2 separate regions of the Mus musculus genome follow, and region 2 is linked to region 1. Evidence: chromatin loops called from intact Hi-C (ENCODE). Cell type or tissue: left cerebral cortex. All regions are shown on one strand.

Evidence for each region. Hi-C counts contacts between places; a loop is a spot of excess contacts. Peaks named below come from ENCODE experiments on the same cell type or tissue, not always from the same donor. Only the 100,000 strongest peaks of a DNase experiment are listed, where the experiment ranks them.
Region 2: it touches region 1 in a loop (5-fold over the local background); 7 of 42 quality-filtered maps call a loop at or near these places.

The regions. Positions count from the first base shown.
Region 1 is chr12:30,012,715-30,016,714 of GRCm38, reverse strand. Pxdn (peroxidasin) reads right to left here. Exons shown (of 23, transcript NM_181395.2): 22 at 2,136-2,249; 23 at 1-1,264. The coding sequence ends at 1,145. Among named protein-coding and RNA genes, the nearest start is that of Gm15691, 45 kb to the left of the region's middle. In left cerebral cortex, no CTCF peak of the experiment used is centred here; DNase peaks (open chromatin) are centred at 968 and 2,302.
Region 2 is chr12:29,930,802-29,934,801 of GRCm38, reverse strand. It overlaps Gm31939 (a long non-coding RNA gene), which reads left to right. Exons shown (of 4, transcript XR_001780596.2): 2 at 377-480. Among named protein-coding and RNA genes, the nearest start is that of Gm31939, 5.2 kb to the left of the region's middle. In left cerebral cortex, no CTCF peak of the experiment used is centred here; DNase peaks (open chromatin) are centred at 525 and 1,651; H3K27ac peaks cover 2,633 bases.

The sequences.
Region 1 (4,000 bases):
TAGTGCTGGGCACATCAGTGTCTATAGGGTGAGACTTGCTTTTTCAGGCAGAGACCTCAGAACCTTGTGAGAATAGAATGGAATATTTTGGTCAATTAAAAACAAGAGACTATGAGGTATAACAGTTGCTTTTCACTGAATTAAAAAGAAATTTGCATAGTGGAAATAATTTTTCTAACATCTAAAATGGGCAAATTTTTATAAAACATCATGCAATAAAAAATAATGAGGTATAGGGAACGTTTTCCTTTAAAGCATTCATACAATGGAATTTCCTGACATTCAGGCTCTGCCTGTCTGTCACCTATTCAAAGGACCTGGAGAGTGAATCACCCTCCCTACACCATGGCCAGGAACCAAGGCAGGTGGTGGCTGCAGACCATCACCCTCCCTACACCATGGCCAGGAACCAAGGCAGGTGGTGGCTGCAGACCATCCTGCCGATGCAAGGGGCTATTCGGGTCACTCAACATGGCATAGGACCAAAGGATTTCACATTCAATTTACAGCAAGGCAGTATTTACACATTTTCTAAGTGGAAACAAGATTATTTCTAACTGTGGCTTGATAATGTGACAGTCCTGTGTAGAAGGGTGGACATGGTCGCAAGGTGCAGGTTTGTGTTGGTATTGTTATTAGACGCTGAAGGGCCCTGAAGGGGAAGATGGCAGACATGAGGGAGCAGTGGGAGAAAGCCCTAGTATCCCTGTAGGGATTTTGGCCCAGGATATTATTTTATAAGATCCTGTTCCATTTGCCAAATGCTTCTGTTTAAATGAAGCCTGTCAAAGACCTTCTGCCTCGCTTAAACAGAAGTGGCATCATCAGGCCGAAGCAATTTCGAAACCCATGTCTCAACTGTGTGATTTAATAGTAGCACCAATTTTCCATTTAAAAACACTTAAATATAAACCTGAGAAGTCTAACATGAAGTGAGGGCCAGAGCCTGCACCCACTCCCGCCTGCTCAATTTCCTTCTACAAACACAGGGTGTGAAGCAGCCCCGGCTGCTTCTGCGATGGCACAGCAGAGGTCCTGAAATGTCTGAGATCCCAACTTGTCCTGTGGTCTGAAGCTCCCCATGTTGTCATCTAGGCTCACAAGTATTCTGTGGACCAGCTTCGAGGAGCTAAGCTCGGGAACACTAAGGCTTTTCCTCTGCAGTGTTCTTTAAGCAGACGGGACAGCAAGCGCCTTCCACTTTCACAGGCTGGGGGCAGGCTGCAGGCTGGCAAGCTTCCACAAAGCAGGTGATCTGGCCATTCTAAAGGAGGGGAGATACACTCTTGTCATTCTTGGGCCCTCGGCTTGGCATGACCCACATGACCCCTGACCCAGTATGACACCCAATGGTTCTTTCCCTCATCCCCACAGTATTTCCTAGCCCCTGTGCTCGACTCAGCTGGACTGGGACTGGGACTGAAGACACTAATTGGAGCGTTTCAGCTACAAGTACATTCCCTGGAGGACCCCATTGTCCTCTCACCCTACTGAGGCCTAGGATCAAAGGAGTGAGCTGTCCCAAACCTAATCTCCACGTAACCCTGCCAGGAAGCACACTGAGCCAGACGGAAGCACTCTTCTCCTCTGCAAACAATCCTTCCTCTCCTAGCTTAGTCTTCCTTAGCCAGGCAATCCAGGGATGCTTAGAGTACTCTGTACTGTTCCCTGACCCCTGCTAGATAAGAGGTGACCTGGATCTCCCCTCATTCCTGCTGTCCTGCCTTCTTGCTCTGTATCCCTGTCAGGACGTCAGGGGAACCTGTGCTCATAAGCAAGGTTTATCATTGGCCTACTTGTCACTTCTTCCCAAAGATGGACTATATCCGATAGTATTTTCTGTAACTAATATCCCAGGCCAAAACTGGACAATAGGGATGGGGGTGGGGTGGGGTGAATGTAACAGCCAGCTTTTCGAGCACGGGTCCTAAGCTGTGGAGTTCTCAGGTTCCTGGTTGTGTGTATGTTCCCCGTACACCATTAGCTGCGAAGGTGGTTCACACAAATGCCCCTAGTTGCTCTTTGCAGCGTATGAGGGGAAACCAGGGCTGAGGATGAGGGCCAGCAGGACCTCACTCTGACACCTGGACCACCAGCCCTCCAGGTACAAACACAGACCCGACCCCCATACTCACTTTGCACTCACAAACTGTGCATGGGTCTTTTTTCCACTTTGTGTTGCCGCCGTGAGATTCACCGCTGTCATCCACACATTCTGTGGTGCTGAGCCGAGACTCCAAGCTGTTTATCTGCAGCAAGGCGCAAGGCAGTCAGACTTGATAGAATAAACGTCAGCAGCCATAGCCAGCAGAGGAGAGGCTGCCCACGTGACAACAGGTGCTGGGAGTCTACTTGCCGTGTGGAGTTCAACCCCGCCCCCTGCCTACCTACTGCGCACAGCATACTCCCCAGTCCACGCTGGAGCAGAGCACAGAACATCGACGCTTGGCACTAAGATCCCCTGGTTGTCTTTGCATTAGGATGACTTCCCACCCAGCAGCCTAAATCCCAACTGGAATCTAGTTAGCCAAAGAGCTATTCACAATGAGACATGCTGTAGCATTCCCAAACAAAACAAAGGGAACTTCTGTAGGAACGACTCACTGGCATAATTGATATTTTAGGTATTAACTCTCTGCATTCCTGCTTGAGGCCTTGAAGAAAACCAAAGGCTAGATGAGCATTCTCAGGAAGTCGAGATTCATGTGGGCACTAGTGGCTGACTCTGAGGTAACTCAAAGCCCAGATATCTAAGGACCAAGGAGGCTGGGATCTGGACAGTAGTCAGCACTGACGAGCCATAGGCAACTGCACACATAGGTCATGCAGGGAACGACCAAATTTCCTGAGCTATCTGTACCAAGGCCATTCTGCACTGTCAGGTCTACTGGCATCTCGAGCTGAGCAGTCCCTAACTACACCACAGGTAGAATGCATGCAATAGTACTATGGACATTACGTCCATGTGGGCTTCCTGGACCAACCCTTGGTCTGAAGGACACCTGCTCATCAGTATCTAGAGGTCTCCTGGGATTGGTCTGAGCTTCTCTGCCTGAGCCAGGAATCCCCAGCACCACCCACTAGTGCTCCAGAGCAAACCTAGCTGGGTGCTGGAATGCAGAGACTGAGCCCTAGGCCTGCAGGGCAAGGATCTAGCAGGAACAGATGCCATAGGGATGGCTTTTTTTTTTTTAATCTAGAAAGGAATTTGAGTTACATGAGTCTCCCCTGAGCTTATCACATGAGTAGCCTTGGGATAGGAAAAGAGCCAGACCCAAGAATCCCAAAAACCAGGCACTAATGGCACACTACCTCCTGGGACACTCTCCACACCACCCAGGAGAACACTTCTCTGCCTCACAACTTCAAGCACGTGCCCTTCATGTTCTTCGTCATCGAGTGACCGTACCTCCCATGTCTCAGCCTCCCTCTCTTTGAAACAAGGCCTTTAGTAACTAAACACAGAGCTCCAGAGAAGCAGAACAAAGCTCCTTAGGCAGGAAGAGAGGGCTTTATGTATAGATCCTCAGGCAGGGCTATAGTGTGGAGTCCTGGTACCCTGCCACACAACTTCTGCCCGTCTACCATCACGGACTGACTAGGCTCTGGAAACAGTTATTTCCAAACTATTCTATAAGACATGGCTAACCAACAGGAATTCAGGTTTGTCTTCTCCTACACTTCTTCATATGACTTTGCCTGAGTTTTCTGGAACTTTCTGTCTATTCCAATGGTGTCCTCTCAGCCATATTCCCTGGCAAAGTACTCTAAACTTAGAGACACCAACTGTCCACTCCCCAGTGTTCCAGTTGCGGTGGTGTGAATGTCCCCTAGTAGTCCTGGGCATTTGGGCAAATGTTTCCCAGTTGTGTGGGGGAGGTCTAGGAGGCGTGGCCATGTTGGAAGAAGTCCATCGGTGTGAGTAGACTCTGAGATTCCAAAGCCTTGTACCATTGCTTGGTTCCTTTTCAAACTCGTGTGCTTTCCCATTCAAGATATG
Region 2 (4,000 bases), 82 kb after region 1:
ACAGGTAGATGGATGGGTATAACTGTTTTAAGAAAATGGTTAGGGTGGCCTCTAGGGAAAAGTGAGAAGCTGGAACCTGAGGCAGGAGGGATTGTTCAGCAGATTTTCTTTTTTATATTTTTTTGTGTCTCTGTCAAATCACCCCCTCATTTTTTCCTTCCCTTCCTCACTGACCCATCTCCCGCACTCACCCTCCTGCCCACTTATCCAGCCACTTAGCCATCCATCTACTTCCCCTCCCTTCCCCCATTGTGTCTGTGTCTCAGAGGATGACTCAGAGGAAATAGTGGCCAGCTTTTCAGCTCTGCACAATGAAGCATGGTGGGGACTCAGAGCCAGGGCCATGACTAAGGAACGAAGGGTTGTGTTTTCCCAGCAAAGTTCTTACACTGGATCCCTTCACACACTTTTTGATCATCATCTCCTTCGTGTGAACACTGGAGGCTCGTGGGAGTCTAACATCTCCAGACTGGCCTTCGGGTGAGTTTTCTGATGGGCGAATTCCCATTTCCCTCTTATAAGCACATTCCAAGTCCTTCCATCTGGCCTGCAACCTGTTTCTTATTCCACAGAAAACATTTCTTTCTGGTGCTGATACTCAGGCAAAGAGACAGAAATACTCAGTGAAGGCGTGTTCTAACACCTCCACCCAGTGAGGGTGCTGAGACACCGTGAACAGCGGCTGTCCCACTGCCCGCTCCCCTCCCACTATTCCTGGTTCATGACATCCATTTATCGTGTGGTCTTTCAACCATGCAGGTGTTTTCAATATAGAGCCTCATGACAACCTCTGAGTCAAATGTCATCAGAGAGCTTGAGTCAAAGCCTGGGCCCAAGCAACCCCCTCCCTTCCATGAGCTCACCTTCAGGATCCTGGTGGGAGGTTTAGGCTTAAATACAGGACCGGAAACAATGTATAACTAAGGGGTCCTAGCCAAGGTGTGGTCCCACCCCTCAGTGATCCAACGCTGTCTTAGCTCTGTTTTGTGTTTTTTGCAAGGTAGGCTGACAAGTTGTCAGAACTGTGTAAGAGCTCTTACCTGTAGACAAGCCCCCTGCCCCTCCCCTGCTGCCAGGCAACAGGGCCTCAGCCTTTCTCTTACCAGCATGAGATTCCTGGGGGGAAATTCCAGCTCCTGGGGATCACTGTTTGAATTGTCTCACAGCCAAAGGGAGGGGCATGCATCCCTCTTTGGATTCTCACCCTCCACTTTGGTACCTACCCTCTATGCAGGAGGAGTCCAATGCTTAGAGCACAGGGCTCCACCACTGGTACCTACTGCCTACTGAGCTGCTCTAGTCTTGCACCTTAACCTCCCACCCCCCACCCCCCACCCCCAAGATTCAGAACACATCTTAGTTTCCAGGCTCAATATGGTGTCGTGATCCTTTCTCTTGCTCCACCAAACTGAACTTGGGCTCACAGACAGGCAGCTTCATTGCCACAGCTTCCAATGCTGTGACCCCGTCAACCTTCTCCCTTTCTCTGGACTTCAGTTTCTCAATCTGTAAAGCAAAGATGGCTGCTACCCACAGTCAGTGAGCATTAGGTGGCCAGATATGAGGAATCTAGTTGATCCTGTGGGCTGTGTTGAGTAAGGCAGTGAGCTCTGAACACATTCTCCCTGAGAGCCTTCTGGTGTAGGCTGGATCTTGGTGTGGGAATGCCTGAGAATCCTTAGTGAGTCAGCCCCACCTGCTGCCCTGACTCCCAGGCACAGTTAGCCACTATACAAACTATACAGCTTACCAGGAGAACAGGGCTCACCTTAGGTGCCCAAGGCAGAGAAGGTGGAAGCTTAGCTCTCAGCCTCCAGGGAACCATAGACAAAGTAATTAAAACATCAGAAATGTTCATTCCCATAATCCTGAGCCAGGAGGAAGACTGGTTCTCTCTGGTGACTCCCCCAGGGTAGATTCTCTACCCCATTCTTAGAATCCTGTGTCAGAATGGACACACTTTCTGCTTGGTAAGGACAGTGAGGGATTCATGCTGCACTCCAGGCCCAACAGGAAGTGAGGTGCAGCTGGGAATCTAGCTAAGGAAAACTCCACAGGGTTCCCATTGTCAGCAGAGGCAGGAAGTATTCAACTTCTCCATTCCATAACCCTATTCCAGGACTCATCTTGGCCTAACTTACCTATGAAGGGGTCCAAGAGGACCATACCCATCAAATGGACGTTCTGCTACTGCCCACTCCTGGCTCCAAGAAATGAGGGGTTGTGGGGGGTGCTGGATGGCATTGGACAGCAGACAGTAGACAGTTGATTGTGAGCTTTGGCAATTCACCATGTCAGATCAGTCCCAAATATAGGATGGGCAAGGCAGGGCAGAAATTGGAACCAGAAGGGAAGAGATTTCAGGTTCCTAAAGTCCTTTTATCTCCCTGGGAAGTAAGCTATTGGCTAGCTCTCAGCACCTGAGAAACAACACAGCTTAAAAGATAAGCAGCCATAGCTGTCTGCTAGTCTTAGTGCATGTCTATCTTTCTGGATACATAGGAGTCTAAAGCAGAAAGATTGCTTGAGACTAGGAGTTCAAGGCCAGCCTAGACAGAACAGCGGGGTCTGCTTGCCAAAGAAACAAAACACCACTTGAGTGCAAGGTGACCTGCAAGTGGGTGGACCCAGCCCATGGGCTGGCTTAGGCCCTTTTGCAGTCACAATAAGAAGAATGTGAATGGCCACCAGTGTTAGGGTCAACACATGCCTCACTGGAGGCTGTGGCTTTGAAAAGCATCATGCATGCATGCACAAGCATTGGGGAAAAGCCAGGGGCCTCAGCACTGAGTTTGCAACCTTCTGTGAATTTATCATCATTTCGAAACGATGCTTATTAGGGCCTTAGAAATCTAAAGTAAATTAGCAAGAAGAATTCTTTCAATCTTTATGTTGTAAAAAAGAAATGCTTTTTTAGATAAGCACCATGTAATATAGGCAAGATGGTTATTTTGACAATAAAAATGGAATACAATGGAACTGGAGAAGGATAGAAAGGGGGAAAGTATGGGGATGTAGAGAGAGAGAGGGGACTTGCATCCTGGAGTCTAGCTTATGGGGGGGGGCTTACATCTGGAAGTCTAGTTGAAACTCTACAATTCCAACACAATTGGTAACATTTGCTGTGAAGGTTGTCTACATAGGGACAATACTTGCTTCCTACAGAGCTATTTAAAACAGTAATGTTAAAACAGCTGTAGACAATGCTTAAGGGTTAAGCATATAAGGCACACTCCCTTTTGTAGCTATAAACCTGCAATTTTCTAGAAGTCTCACCAGAAATTACATTTATTGTAAAAAGATATGCCTTTAATCCCATTGGGCAGCCTAAGGCTGATAATCAGATTGTAATTATATCTAAGAGACTTCCAGAGCCACAAGATAATCTCACTTTATCAAAAAAGAACAACAGCAACAACAAGCTCTCAGCAACCTGTTAAGATGTAACTTGGGAGCCCCAAAATGGTGTTAAAGGTCAGATCTGAGTTTGGAGAGAGTTGACTGCTATTTCCAGGTTTTACGTCTCCTAATAATGATTTAGATAGAGACACATGTATACTAACAGGAAAGGAAATAGTTTATTAAGAGAGAGAAACATTTCCAAGCCTGAAAATGGGCCAGAACTAGAGCTATATGCAGGTTCCAAAGAGGCCGAGCTGGGGCCCTGAGATCTTCTGTGGGTCATTTCGATGCTAAGTGAATGCTCTGCAGACCTAGCTCATCCCAGATCCTACAGAAGATAGTACCCATTACAGAACAAACAACTTTATCAATCAAGGACATTTACCAAATCCATTAGTGGGGACAACGAGGAGGAGGGTTACAGCCAAGCAGGGGAAACCCTGCTGCAGATTTTAGGTGTTCTTTGATGGCATTCTTAGCTTTTGGATTGGTGTAAACTAGCAGCTTGCTAGAAATACACTTTACAGTTCTTGGAAGTCACGAGGATGTCAGGTCAGATACAGGGGTGGGTGAAAATGGCTTCCAGGGACTAAAAATA